Linked DNA regions of Homo sapiens: region 2 is linked to region 1. A link is a contact called in ENCODE Hi-C data. All regions are on one chromosome and are shown on one strand. Each heading gives the region's core, a stretch centred on a gene start or an enhancer-like site at or near the end of the contact. The rest is flanking DNA. Distances are from core to core; before and after follow the strand shown. Region 1 overlaps MCCC1 (methylcrotonyl-CoA carboxylase subunit 1). Region 2 overlaps KLHL6 (kelch like family member 6).

Evidence for each region. Hi-C counts contacts between places; a loop is a spot of excess contacts on that map. Pooled maps may share reads with other maps.
Region 2: a pooled map shows a loop between it and region 1 (4-fold over the local background). The contact joins two enhancer-like sites. A Hi-C loop is called at or near these places in 5 of 37 single-sample maps with no recorded cell type and 4 of 50 pooled maps.

Annotation. Positions count from the first base shown.
Region 1 is chr3:183,043,975-183,051,207 of GRCh38, reverse strand. MCCC1 (methylcrotonyl-CoA carboxylase subunit 1) reads left to right here. Exons shown (of 19, transcript NM_020166.5): 10 at 5,668-5,795. Among named protein-coding and RNA genes, the nearest start is that of MCCC1, 52 kb to the left of the region's middle. Within about 2 kb of position 4,172, at least 3 of the 41 ENCODE cell types and tissues checked have a DNase peak (open chromatin) inside an H3K27ac peak, as active enhancers do.
Region 2 is chr3:183,534,936-183,542,168 of GRCh38, reverse strand. All of the region lies in intron 1 of KLHL6 (kelch like family member 6), which reads left to right. Among named protein-coding and RNA genes, the nearest start is that of KLHL6-AS1, 10 kb to the left of the region's middle. RefSeq lists an enhancer at 1,081-1,190. Within about 2 kb of position 4,534, at least 10 of the 41 ENCODE cell types and tissues checked have a DNase peak (open chromatin) inside an H3K27ac peak, as active enhancers do.

The sequences.
Region 1 (7,233 bases), core at 2,923-5,422:
TTTTGTATGGACATAATTTTTTAGTTTATTTGGGTGAATACTAAGGAGCGTGCTACTGGGTCACATGGTAAAAGAATATTTAGTTTTGGAAGAAACTGACAAACTCTATTCTAAAGTGACAGTACTATTTTGCATTCCTGTCAGCAACAAAAGAGGTTTCCTGTTGCTCCAAATCCTCTCCAGCTTTTGGTGATGTCAGTGTTTTGGATTCAGGCCATTTGGTATCTCATTGTTTTAATTTGCACTTCCCTAATGACATACAGTGTTGAACATCTTTTCATATGCATACTTGCCATCTTTATATCTTCTTTGATGAAGTGTCTGTTCAGGTCTTTCACCCATTTTTTAATCAGGTTGTTTGTTTTCCTATTGTTGAGTTTTAAGAGTCCTTTGTATATTTTGAATGACAGTTCTTTATCAGATGTGCCTTTGCAAACACTGTCAGTCTGAGGCTTGTCTTCACTTCTCAACTTTCCCTTTCTTTTTTTTTTTTTTTTTTTTTGAGACAGAGTCTCACTCTGTCTCCCAGGCTGGAATGCAATGGTGTGATCTCGGCTCACTGCAACCTCCGCCTCCCAGGTTCAAATGATTCTCCTGTCCCAGCCCCCTGAGTAGCTGGGATTACAGGCACGTGCCATCACACACCCAGCTACTTTTTTGCATTTTTAGTAGAGGCGGGGTTTCACCACTTTAGCCAGGCTGATCTCAAACTCTTGACCTCAGGTGATCCGCCCACCTCAGCCTCCCAAAGTGCTGGAATTACAGGCTTGAGCCACCGCGCCCGGCCGACTTTCCTTTTCACAGAGCAGAAGTTTTAAGTTTTAATGAAGTCCAGTATATAAATTATTTGTAGATCATGCCTTTGGTGTTGTATATAAAAAGTCATCACCATACTCAAGCTTGTCTAGGTTATATTATACTCAGCTGGCCTTGTGCTTTCTGTTTTGGAAGGTTATTAATTATTGACTTAATCTCTTTAATAAATATAGCTATTCAGATTCTCTTTTTTTAATTTAATTTTATAGAGACAGGGTCTCATATTGCCCAGGCTGGTCTTAGACTCTTGGCCCCAAGGGATCCTCCTGCCATGGCCTCCCAAAGTGCTGGGATTACAGGCGTGAGCCACCATACCTGGCCTATGCTCACTGCAACCTCCACTTCCTGGACTCAAGTGATCTTCCCACCTCAGCCTCCCAAGTAGCTGGAACTACAGGCATGTGCCACAACACTCAGCTAATTTTTAAATTTTTTAGTAGAGACAGGGTCCCCCTGTATTGCCAAGGCTGGTCTCAAACCCCTGAGCTCAAGCAGTCTTCCCACCTTGGCCTCCCAAAGTGTTGGGATTACACACATGAGCCACTGCACCTGGCCCTAGGTTCTCTCTTTCTTGTAGGAGTTTTGACAGATTGTGTCTTTGAAGGAATTGGTTCATTTCATCTAGGTTATCAAATTTGTGGGCATAGAATTATTCATAATATTTCTTTATTATCATTTTAATGTCCATGGGACCTGTAGTAATAGACCTCTTTTTGTTCCGTTACTAGCAATTTGTATTTTCTCTCTTCTTTTTTTCTTAGTTAACCTGGCTAAAGGTTATTGTGCTTTTGTTTCTTTTCTTTTTTCTTTTTTTTTTTTTTGAAACAAAGTCTCATTCTGTCGCCAGGCTGGAGTGCAATGGTGAGATCTTGGCTCACTGCAACCTCCGCCTCCTGGGTTCAAGCAATTCTCCTGCCTCAGCCTCCCGAGTAGCTGGGAACTACAGGTGCACGCCACTACACCCAGCTAATTTTTATATTTTTTTAGTAGAGATGGGTTTCACCATCTTGGCCAGGATGGTCTTGATCTCTTGACCTTTTGAGCTGCCCGCTGTGGCCAAGGTTACTGATTTTATTGATCTTTTCAAGGAACTGGTTTGGGTTTTGGTGATTTTTTTCTATTGATTTTCCATTTTCAATTTCATTAATTTTTGCTTTAATTTTTATTATTTCTTCTGCTTACTTTGGATTTAATTTGCTGTTCTCTTCTCATTAATTAAAATATAAGCTTAGATTCTTGATTTTGGTATTTTCTTTTCTAATATATACATTCAATGCTATAAATTTCCCACTAAGCACTGCTTTTGATGCATTCTACAAATTTTGAAAGTTGTATTTTTATTTAGTTGAGAATATTTTAAATTTTTTCTTGAGATTTCTTTATTGATTCAGGTGTCATTTAGAAGTGTGTTGTTTAACATCCAAATATCTTAGGATTTTCCAGATATCCTTCTGTTAGTGATTTCTAGTTTAATTCTGTTATGTTCTGAGAGCAGACACTGTTATGATTTATATTCTTTTAAATTTGTTAAGATGTGGTTTATGGTCCAGAATGTGGTCTATCCTGGTGAATATTCCTTTCTAGCTTGAGAATGTGTTCTGCTGTTGTTGGATGAAATAGTCTATAGATGACAGTTGTATCCAGTTGATTGATGGTGTTGTTGAATTCAACTATGTCCTTAGTGATTTTCTGCCTGCTGGATCATCCATATCTATTTAATAACAGATGGGTGTTAAAGTCTCCAACTGTAATAGTGAATTAATCTATTTCTCCTTACAATTCTTTTTTGCTACATATATTTTATGCTCTGTTGTTAGGTACATGCATGTTAAAAATTGTTATGTCTACCCTTTTATCATTGTTTAATGCCCCTCCTTATCCCTGATAACTTTCCCTGCTCTGAAGTTTGCTCTAAAATTAAGATGGCTACTCGCACTTTCTTTGGTGTTAGCATATTCTTTGTCTGTTTTTACTTTAAGTCTATAAGTCTTTAAAGTGGATTTCTTGTAGGTAACATATATTTGTCTTTTGTTTTTTAATCTACTCCAACAATCTCTGTCTTTTAATTGGTATATTTAGACATCAACATTTAAAGTGATTATTAATGTACTTTGATTAATATTTACCATATTTATTATTGTTTTCTATTTATTCCCCTTGTTTGTTCCTATTTTTATCTTTCAGACTTTTTCTGCCTTTCATGGTTTTAATTGAGCATCTTCTATGATCCAATTTCCTCTCCTTTTTTAGCATATCAAGTACAGTCATATGCTGCATAACACCATTTTATTCAATATAACAATGGTTCCATAAGATTAAAATGCAGCTGAAAAATTCCTATCCAGTGACATTGTGGCAACTGTAACATCATAGTACAATGCATTACTTTCTTTAGGTTTAGATATATGTAGATACACAAATACTTACCACTGTGTTACAGTTGCCTACAGTATGCAGTAACATGTTATTATTGTTTCAAATATTACTTCTGTTCCTTCCTTTCTTCTCCTTCTGGTATTCTCGTTCTGCGTAGTTAATACCTTTTGTAGTTGTCTTGCAGTGCTAGGTATTGTTCTGTTTAAGGTTTTTTTTCTCACTGTTTTTCAGAATTGGAAGTTTCTGTTGTCATATCCTCAAGTTCAGAGGTTCTTTCCCTGCCATACCCAACGTACTAATGAGCCCATCAAAGCATGCTTCATTTCTATTAGGGTTATGGTTTTTTTTTTTTCAATTCTAGCATTTCCTTTTTATTCTTTCTTAGAATTTTCACCTCTCTGCTTACATTATCTATCTGTTCTTGCATGTTGTCTACTTTTTTCATTAAAGCCCTTAGCCTGTTAATCACAGTTTAGAATTTCTGTGTCTGATAATTCTAACATTCCTGCCATACCTGATGCTTCTTCAGTCTCTTCAAACTGTGTTTTTTGCCTTTTAGTATGCCTTGTAATTTTTTGTTGAAAGATGGACATGGTGTACTGGGTAAAGAGAATTTTGCTAAACAGGCCTTTGGTAATGTGATAAGGCTGGAGGGGGCATGTTCTCTTGTCCCATGATCAGATCTCAGTCTTGCTGAGCCTGTGCCCCTGGTGTGTGAACTTCACCAGTGCTTCCTGGTATGTTTTTGTTTTGTTTTCCCCCACCCCTTAGGGTGGACAGTATGTCTGGCAAAGGCTGGAGTTGGGTATTTCTCCTCCCCCAGTGAGGTTAGGCTCTGATAAAATCCCAATCGTTTAGGCTCTGATAAAATAGTTTTTCTCAAGGGTAAACCTTGAATGTTTTGGTGTATTTCAAAGTGGTTTCATTTCCCTTCTGAGCTGGAAGCATGGGAGGATTTTTCTCTGATATTCACTGTGAAGACCTGGTAGAGCTCCTGGAGGTAAAACTCACAAAAGTGTGAGGTCCTCCTGTAACTGGGTCGCCTTGGAGTTTTTAACTCTCAGAGTTGTCCACACTGAGCTACCAGGAATTTGTCAATTACAGCTCAGGCTTCTCCTCATGGCATCTCTGTATCTGCCTGTCAGTTGTCTGTCTCTCTGGTTCTGAGGACAAGCAGCTTGCCCTGTGACCTGATTTCTCTGACAAATTTAAAAATTGTTGATTTTCAGCTTGTTCAGCTTTTTACTTGATAGGACAGAGTGGCAGCTTCTAAGCTCCTTAGATGCCGGATCAGATTGATTTTCAAATTGATTTTAAGCTGGGCACAGTGGCTCACACCTGTAATCCCAGCACTCTGGGAGGCTGAGGCAGGTGGATCACTTGAGGTCAGGAGTTCAAGACCAGCCTGGCCAACATGGTGAAACCCCATCTCTACTAAAAATACAAAAAAATTAGCTGGACATAGTGGTGTGCGCCTGTGGTCCCATCTACTCAGGAGGCTGAGGTGGAGGAATTGCTTGAACCCGGGAGGCAGAGGTTGCAGTGAGCCAAGATCACGCCATTGCACCCCAGCCTGGATGACAGAGTGAGATTCCATCTTAAAAAAAAAAAAATTGATTTTAAAATCCACTAATGGGTTGTGACCACACTTTTAAAAACAACTTTACATTGTATTCACTTTAAGCTAAGAGAAAAACACAGAAACACAGAAGACTACAAACTATATGATTTCATTTATATAAAATTCTAGAAAAACTATAGTGACAGAAAGCAGATTGGTGGTTTCCTGGATCCCAGGGTTTAGTGAAGGGACTGATTCCAAATGGGAACAAGGGAACTTTTTGGATGATGGAAATGTTCTGTAGTTTCATTGTGGTTCTGTGATTGTATTCAATTGCTAAATCACATGCCTACACTTCAAATAGTTACAGTTTGTTGTCTAAAATTAAACCTTAATAAAGTTAGGGGAAATTTTTTAGAGCTTAATAGAATGCCAATAGATATTAACATAAGGTTTAGTTGCCAAACAATCTTTCAATGGGTTACCAGCAAAAGGGCTTTAAAAAGAAATTCCTAGGAGCCCACAATCAGGGAAAAAAAAGTTTTCTTTTTCTCCATGGGGTTAGGGTGAGATGGGATGTCATGGTATGAGGCTCCCAGGATCTTGGTGCTCTGAGGCAGTAACATGTGGTCCACCCTTGTTCTCACTGTTACAAGCTGAAACGGATTCATAATTTGGGCTTACCATTTGCTCACAACCCCAAATATACTTTTCCGTTGCCAAATTTCATGCAGCTCTCTATTTTTGACTAAGATTCATATGCTGCTGCAAATGCGAGATGTTTTCTTCATGAAATGCAAAGTGTTACCATTGAATGAAGACAGCGGTAAAACTTGATGTGATGCATCATGGAAGATTTTGGTTTGCTACTGATTATACACTATTGAATATGACCATTGTTTTTTACCTTTTAGGGACTGTGGAGTTTATTATGGACTCAAAACATAATTTCTGTTTCATGGAGATGAATACAAGGCTGCAAGTGGAACATCCTGTTACTGAGATGATCACAGGAACTGACTTGGTGGAGTGGCAGCTTAGAGTGAGAATATTTTTTCTATTAAAAATCAGCCTTGGCTGGGTGCGGTGGCTCAAGCCTGTAGTCCCAGCACTTTGGCAGGCCAAGGCAGGTGGATCACCTGAGGTCAGGAGTTCGAGACCAGCCTGGCCAATGTGGTGAAACCCTGTCTCTACCAAAAATACAAAAATTAGCCGGGCGTGGTGCCGGGTGCCTGTAGTCCCCGGTACTCAGGAGGCTGAGGCAGGAGAATCACTGAGCCTGGGAGGCAGAGGTTGCAGTAAGCCGAGATCGCGCCACTGCATTCCAGCCTGGGTACTCCATCTTAAAAAAAAAAAAAAAAAGATCAGTCTTGATGGGAGGGATGTGAGGGCTGAAAAACTACCTAAATGGTACCGTGTTCACTGTTTGAGTGATGGGTTCATCAGAAGCCCAAATCCCAGCATTATGCAAAATACCCATGTAGCAAACATTCACGTGTACCACCTGAATCTATAATTCAACAACAACGACAACAACAACAACAACAAAACAGTCTTGAGAATAGGTTACTACCTTCTGGCCTCCTAAAACAGGTGTCATTTTGGACGGGGTTCAGTTCTTGGTGGTTATGAGGACAGGAAGATGGGAGGTTAAAAGTGAAGCCACATTTGATGCTGTAGCTTTTTTTGGCACTTTAGGGACTCAGATTCACTTCCCCCTAGGCCCGGGCAGCCAGCAGGTGAGATTGTGTCACAGGGGCTTGCTCACAACCACATCACCTCAAGGTCAAAGCCTCATGGTCTACCTAAGGCCACAGCATTCTGGGCCAGGCCATCATTCGGTTTCAGATCAGGGCAGATACTAGGCAAGATGAAATGAGCTAAGGCAGAGTTGGGAATGAAGAGCCAAGGAGATGGTCTAGAATGATCCAAGTAAAGTGCGGATTTATGGCTGTTGCGGGCCCATGAGTAAATGTTCATTCAGAGTAAATGTTTGGAAACTTTTAAAGCATTTTGGCATTGCTATGACATGCCTACTGTATTTTTCAAACATGTAAGTTTATAACTGTTCTTTTACTATGGATAGTTTGAGAAGCACTGGTGTAAACCAGAATTCCACAAAACATACTTCTCAAATATTAATAATAGCTTAGTCTGTTTTTGTTCTCATAAGAACAATAGATTTTACTTTAGCCTTCTTTTTCCTAACATGAAAAAAATCTGTTAAGTAATATAGACGGTCCTGATATATGTAGGATTCGTGGTTCCTTGTATATCCTGCATCTAAATTGTTTTTTCCTGGTGTGACGCCAAAATCTTGATTATTTTGGTAATTTTATCTTTTCAGAACTTCTGTAGATAATAATATGATACTCCTTTTGTTGGTTCCTTGGGGGTGATTGGTGGTTCTAATTGAGCCAAAAGGTTCTTCTAGGGCTCTATATCCTAGGGTGTTAACGAAAACCAGGCACAGCAAGCTG
Region 2 (7,233 bases), core at 3,285-5,784, 490 kb before region 1:
GAAATTTCAGTGAGAGGAGATGAGGGTTGGAATTAAGGTATAGGCAGTGTGGTTGGGGAGAAGGCCTCCAGCAACATTCACATCCTCTCTGAGGGCCTGCAGGGCAGCCGGACCACAGAGAGCATGAGGGAGAGGCAGCGCTGCCCAGCAGGGAAGGGTAGGGGGAAGTGAGGTTAGGAGGGCTGGAACACAAAGCAAACTGACTCCACTCTTTGCTGAGGACCAGCTCTGAGCCTCAAGATTGGAAAGAGAAAGAGAAAGTGGTCTGACCTTATCAACCCTTCTCCTGCCCAGGCTATCCCGTTTTAGAGCAAAGCTCATAAACAAAACATCTCAAGTTCTGGACTTGCAATTCTTGAACACCTTGGAGATAGAGCCACAGCTATTATTAAAATATGTTCCCCTCTCTTATCCACATCTCTGATAGAGACCACTGCTGGCTTTTAGGGTGCCTTCCTTTGGTTTTTTTGTTTGTTTGTTTTTGTTGTTTTGTGTTTTTTAGAGGCTTGCTATGTTGCCCAGGCTGGACTTGAACTCGTGGCCCCAAGTGAGCCTCCTGCCTTGGCCTCCCAAGTAGCTGGGACTACAAGCATGTGCCACCACACTCAGCCCCTTCCTCTGAATGTAAATAAGTTACCTGGGAGGACCAGTTAGAAATGGGGGCCCCTTTCTGGGGGTTGCAATCCACGTTAGTGCACAAGGCTTGGCAGGTGTAGGGGGCGCTGGATTTTAGCTCAAGTCAAGCCTGGCCTGTGCACTCCTGCGTGTAGCCCAACTGTGGCAGCTCCTCCTTCACGTCTAGATTCATAACTGCTCCCCATCCCCAGCTGGAGGAGCTCCTGTCTTCTGTCCCTTTCCCTCTGGATTCTGTATCATGAAAGCCCAAGGGACAGGCCTGGCAGTCCAGATTCCTCTGTGGCAGCTGGCGGAGGGAGCAGCCTAGAACGCACATAGGATCATCTTTGCCTGTCACAAGGGATACCTTTTATGACTGGAGGAGCCTTAGCATTTGAATACCTTGGGGTAAAGACTGGGGCCAGTGCCAGCTTGCAAGTTTCTAAGTGGTTAGAACCAGGGAAGGCTCAGAAAAAATCTTTAAGCAGAGGCTGATCCCTAACTTCTGGACAATGACATGGTCACAGGGAAGCCACAGAGTCCTGGAGGTGGGAGTGGAAAGTGGAAAAAGAGGGTCATGTGGAGCCTCCGGGCAATAGCCTGGTCGGGATGTGGTGGTGGACGGCGAGCGCAAATGCGGACCCTGCTCCAGGCCCAGAGGGGAAGTGAGAATCTGAGCCGACCTCGTTGGTTTGTGAGGGAAGTGGGGTTTTGTTAGGGGAAGCCAGGTTTCATCTTCAGGAAGGAGGTGGAAGATGTGTAAAAACAAAAGCAGACAAAGGTAAAGAATAATCACCATGTTTTGTAAGTTAAACTCTCAGGTAGGAGAGCTTAGGGTAATCATCAATGGGGCCGGGTGTGGTGGCGTGTGCCTGCAGTCTCAGCTACTTCGGAGGCTGAGGTGGGAGGATTGCTTGAGGCCAGGAGATTGAGGCCAGCCTGGGCAACAGAGAGATCTTGTCTCAAAACAAACCAACAAGCAAACAAACAAACAAAAACGGGCCTGGAGTTCCAATTCAGAGAATCGCTGGGATTTCTTTTGTCCAATTGTATCACTCCGCCCTGCGAGTGACAGACATTCAGCTCAAACTGGTCCAAGCATAAAGGGGAAAAAATAATTTATTTGCTCATGGAATTAAAAAAAGTCTGGGGTAATGGTTTCAGGTATAGTTGGGTCCTTGTGCCCAAAGTAATGTTACCATGACTCAGTTTCTCTCTCCTTCTTAGTCCCGCTTTCCTCTGTGTGGGTTTCTCTCTCAGGGAATGTATTCACACATGAGGACAAGCAGGTAGCCAGCATCTCCAAACTTTCATGTCCACCAGCTCAGCAATTCTAGTGGGAAGAGACAGCTTCTCTTTCTCAGTAATTCCAAAGAAAGTTCTGGAATTGGCTCCAATTGAATTGGCTTCTTCCTATTCCCATCCCTGAACCAATCATTGTGGCTTGGGCTTGGACGGTGGGGTGTTTCCCAACGGAAGATCTGAGTACTCCTGCTAAAAGAGACAGGAGTAAGTTGGGCAGACAAAACAAAAACTGTCCATTGTATCTTTGTGACTGTATCGTCACTAAAGCCTGACCACAAGTATATGTTGTAATTGATGTTCTTTCTTGTCTGATCTTGCAGACAGAACAAGTCCTTCTTTCTGTCATAAACTTGGATGGCAGAATTTCATGGCAAGCTGAGGCATCAGCAATGGTCTGGTGGGACTTGGAGGGATTCTGCTTCCCTAGGAACATGGCCAGAGTTTTCTTCTCCACAGGGGCCGTGGGCAGTGTCCTTGAGGAGTGGTGAACTAGGGCAAGAAGCTTGGCAGAAGGGAGTTGTTTTTTTGTTTTTTTTTTTTGAGATGGAGTCTCACACTGTCACCCAGGCTGGAGTGCAGTAGTGCGACCTTGTCTCACTGCAACCTCTGCCTCCCGGGTTCAAGCAATTCTCCTGCCTCAGCCTCCCGAGAAGCTGAGATTACAGGCACCCGCCACCACACCGAGCTAATTTTTTGTATTTTTAGTAGAAATGGGGTTTCACTGTGTTGGCCAGGCTGGTCTTGAACTCCTGACCTCGAGATCTGCCAGCCTCGGCATCCCAAAGTGCTGGGATTATAGGCATGGGCCACCGTGCCTGGCCCACAGAAGGGAGTTATTCTGAGGCCTGCTGATGCTTAGAGTCAGATCGGGGCAGCTGTAGGCTTCCAGCTCCTCTGTCAGTTTGGAGCAAAGCTGGCAAACGGAATGGGATTGCCACCTGATTCGGGAGGCAGCCATAGGCCTCATGGAATTCTAGGAAGGCTGTGTCTTAGAAGATGAAAGGAAGGATCCATAGTGAGGGAGGACTTTCCGAAACATATCTTCCCTAGCACTATGGCCAATTGTTTCCATGACCTTGATCTTCATTCAGTCTCCTTCTCAGGAGGAAGTAGGGGTGACCTCTTTCTAGGGCAGAGGTTCTCAAAGTTTGCTTTGCAAAGGAATTATGAGTCGGAGCCAGGGACACCTAATTAAATACATACCTCCAGCCCTACTGCTAGAGATTTGGCTTTAGTAAGTCTAAGGTAGGTGGGGTACAGGATTCTGTATTCTGAATAAGCAACCCAAGGTTCTGATGCAGCTGGTTCAGGGAACACATTTTGAGATCCACCTCTTGAGGCTGGAGTATCTGAGGCCAAGGATGTAAGCAGGACTCCAGTATTGAGACAGGATCCATATGATAAAACTTAGGGGACAGCTTGAGCTCAGAAACAGGGCAGAGCTGAATGTTTAAGTGCTTCCCTTGGTTAGTATTGGCTCAGGTTTTGGTGCCTTGAACTAAGAAGTGCTGGGGACCATAGAGAGAGATGCCATGTCATGCTAGGTCACACTTGCATCTGCTGACTCCCTGCTTTCTTTGCAATGGAACCCCCTTTGATTGACTTCATTGTGTTTATATCCAATAATCCTTTCTTAACAATAGTGTTCATTGTGTAGTACATGCTGACTAGTTTAAAAAACTTTTAAACTGATTGTATACATATGGACATTGTATTCTTAAGTAGAATTTAACTCATTTTGCAACTGATGTTAAAGCCACCGCCACACAGAATATCTCAGTGAAACAGGGGAGTTCGTTCCTGGTATAAACGGGGAATGGTGAAGAAATAAGAGGAAGGACAGAACAGGGGGCAGACAGGTGGAGCCGGTGTAGGAGTGAGATAGTGGGAGTGATAGGTGTGGGTATTTGTTTATAGGGTTAGAATTAGGGTTACAGGAGGCAGGGAGTTCAGAGGTGTGGAGTTCTAGGGAAGGGGTCAGCTATAATGGAGTCGGGCTGGGTGAAATATTCTGAGTTGGTGAAGTTTAGGAACTACAGGAGCTTGTAGAGCTCATTGAAGTAGTGCAGGTACGTTGAATGTTCGAGTGTCCTCTTCAAGCTCTAGGCCCTGGACTCGGGAGTGTGATAGGAGTTCCCTAGTGGCGGTGGAGGGCCTCATCCTCCAGATATATTTGATAATTCTTGGAGGTACAGATTCCTGTCAAAAGCAAGTGCAAAGGGACTAGGAAGGACAAGTTGGTTGATTCATTCATTCACTCACTTTCCCTAGGGACCGTCCCTACTTGGTGGTGGCACTGCTCTGGCCCCTAGATACAGTGCTGAGCATGGCACACCCTCACTCAGCTGGCATTCTAGTGGGGTGACAATAATTAACAAATAGATAGGTAATCTAATTTCAGGATGTGCAGAGCTATGAAGAAAAATAAAGGAAGCGAAGAGGTGAGGGAGTGGCGATTTTAGATTAGGGGGAGTGTCGGGGAGAGCCTCTCTGAGAAGGCGATGTTTGGCAGAGACCTGAGGTGAGGAAGCCTGGTGGAGAATGGAGAGGCGTGTGGCCAGGCAGTGTTTGTGGCATGGCCTGACTTCATGCTGGGAGATTCTTGGGCCTGTGGATATTTTCATGACTGTTGTGGGAGACAAGCTTGCTGGGTCAGGCTCTATTTTGGGGTGGGCACTGACTCACCGCCCAAGTGTTGGGCAACTGGTATGCTGCTGTGAGATTGTTTCTGCTGTAAAATGAGGATCTTCCTAGCTACCTCTGTTTTACAACAATCTCATGAGAATTGGTCAGTGTCTTTCTAGAAAGTGTTTTTATTACACAATATCTTGCATGTATGCCACAGGATAAGTTGTCAGCAACCAACTCAGCTGTGTTCTCAGAGAGCAAAGTTTGGGCTGGTCCATTGAGCGCTGACACTGAGTTGATCCCCCGCAAAAGGCCTTGAACTCCTGCTGATTTTCTTGGTTTTCGTGCACTGCTGAGCTCCTGATTCAGAGCCTGAAGCCCTAGGTTCTGATTCCTACTCTATTGCTGACAACCCATGGGGACCAAGCTTTGTCTGAGTGTGTCCATGGATCTCCCAGAGGAGCAGCAGGAGGCCTGGGAGTATAGTCTATGAGGAATATGCAGATTTCCCCTTAGTTTCATCTTACCCATGTTCAGCATGGTGGCCATGGCCAGGGTAGTGTATTTAAGTGGCAGAAAATTCATGAAAATATTTCAAAGGGAGCAGAGAAATGCTGGGCCTTGGGGAGTCAAAGCTGGTTAAAAAGACCCCTGGAGAGAAGGACACTGTCTTGAGGGCACTTTCTTTCTCTCCCACGAACTGAGCTGAGATGTTTAGGCCGATTCGTGCACAGCGCTGGCCCTATGCTTGCTCTGGATGCATGGTCGACAGCAATGCAGCAAGTCAGACACGCAGTTACCTGATACGCACCCGGCCAAATGCTGAAGAGATAAGGGTTGTGAGTCAGTGTGGTGCTTGGTCCACTTACCCCTAAGTGTCTCCTACCAACCTTCCAAGATTCCTCTGATTTGGTCCAAAATACTTTCCCTGATTGAGTGCTGACGAGGTGCCAGGTATCGTGCTAACGCCTTGGTGTACTTCATCTTGCTTATTCTTCTGTGCAGCTCACTGAGGTGGGGACTATTATACCATTTTACAGATGAGGAAGCTGAGGTTCACTCACTTGCACTAAGTCACACAATGAGTGAGCATCAGAGGTCAGACTAGACACCAGTCCCTCCTCTGCCTGCCAACAGCCAGGTGGCTGCTCTTTTTCCCCTGCCCTCCCCAGGCTCCCGGAAGTCCCTTGGCTTGTGCACATGCAAACTCACACATACACAAAGCCAGATGTGCTGGAGAATTTACCTACTCCTGGATGGCCTGTAACCAAAGACAGTCAGTGTGGTCAGAGAGTATCACGGCCCTTGCCTCCTGGTGGGACAATTCAGAAGTGTCTTTTCCAGAGGTCCCTGCAGGATCAGGCTGAAGCCACTTTTTGCATGACTTTTGTCTTGCTGGGCTTCCTCCCCCCCTTGTCTTGCCCCCCTGTTCCCTTACGTCACTAGCAGAGGGGGTCTGCTTGCAGGGAATCCAGATGCCCGGTCAGACATGGGCTGAGCTGGGGCAGCATGTTATTAAGTGACTGTGATTCCAAACAAGAATTTGGGGCCAGGCACAGTGGCTGACACCTGTAATCCCAGCACTTTGGGAGCCCGAGGGGGGCAGATCATGAGGTCAGGAGATCGAGACCATCCTGGCTAACGTGGTGAAACCCCATCTCTACTAAAAATACAAAAATTAGCCATGCGTGGTGGCGGGCGCCTGTAGCCCTAGCTACTCAGGAGGCTGAGGCAGGAGAATGGCATGAACCCGGGAGGCAGAGCTTGCAGTGAGCAGAGATTGTGCCACTGCACTCCAGCCTGGGCGACAGAGCGAGACTCGTCTCAAAAAGAATTCGGAAGCCGTGGCTAGCAGTGACAGCCCAATTAAGAGTCCAGATGACCCTAGAGAGCCCAATAATATGTCACATGGGAAACACATTGACTTCATTTAGGAGCTCCTTGGAGTGCAAAGCATTAACTTAAACCATTGGAACATCCCTCCTTTAGACTTGATTATACAGATTCAACCAAATTAACCTCTCACTAATCTTCAAGTCACAGTCCGGGTGAAATAACATTTCTAAATGTCATGTTGGTGGGTCTCTAGAGATGTGTTGCCTCAGTTATATGAAGCTTATTTGACCCCATAATTAGTGCCCACCCTGTCCTGCTGAACTTCCTGTTTCCCATATATTTATTTATATGACATTCACGAGGGTGAAATTTGCTTTGCCTCCTGAGATGACTGTAGGTCTGGGTGACCCCAACACCTGAGTTCAGGACTGATGGCAAGAGCTGCACTGTCTAATATGGTAGCTACTAGCCACATGTGGCTGTTGGGCATTTGAATTGTGCCTACTCTGCACTGAGATGCTTTAAGTATAAAATACGCATAAGGCTGGGCACGTTGGCTCACGCCTGTAATCCCAGCACTTTGGGAGGCTGAGGCGGGCAGATCACAAGGTCAGGAGTTTGAGACCAGCCTGACCAACATAGTAAAACCCCGTCTCTACTAAAAATACAAAAATTAGCCAGGCGTGGTGGCATGAGCCTGTAGTCCCAGCTACTCAAGAGGCTGAGGCAGGAGAATCGCTTGAATCCGGGAGGCTGAGGCTGCAGTGAGCCGATATTGTGCCACTGCACTCCAGCCTGGGCAACAGAGAGAGACTCTGTCTCAAAAAAAAAAAATATATATATATATAT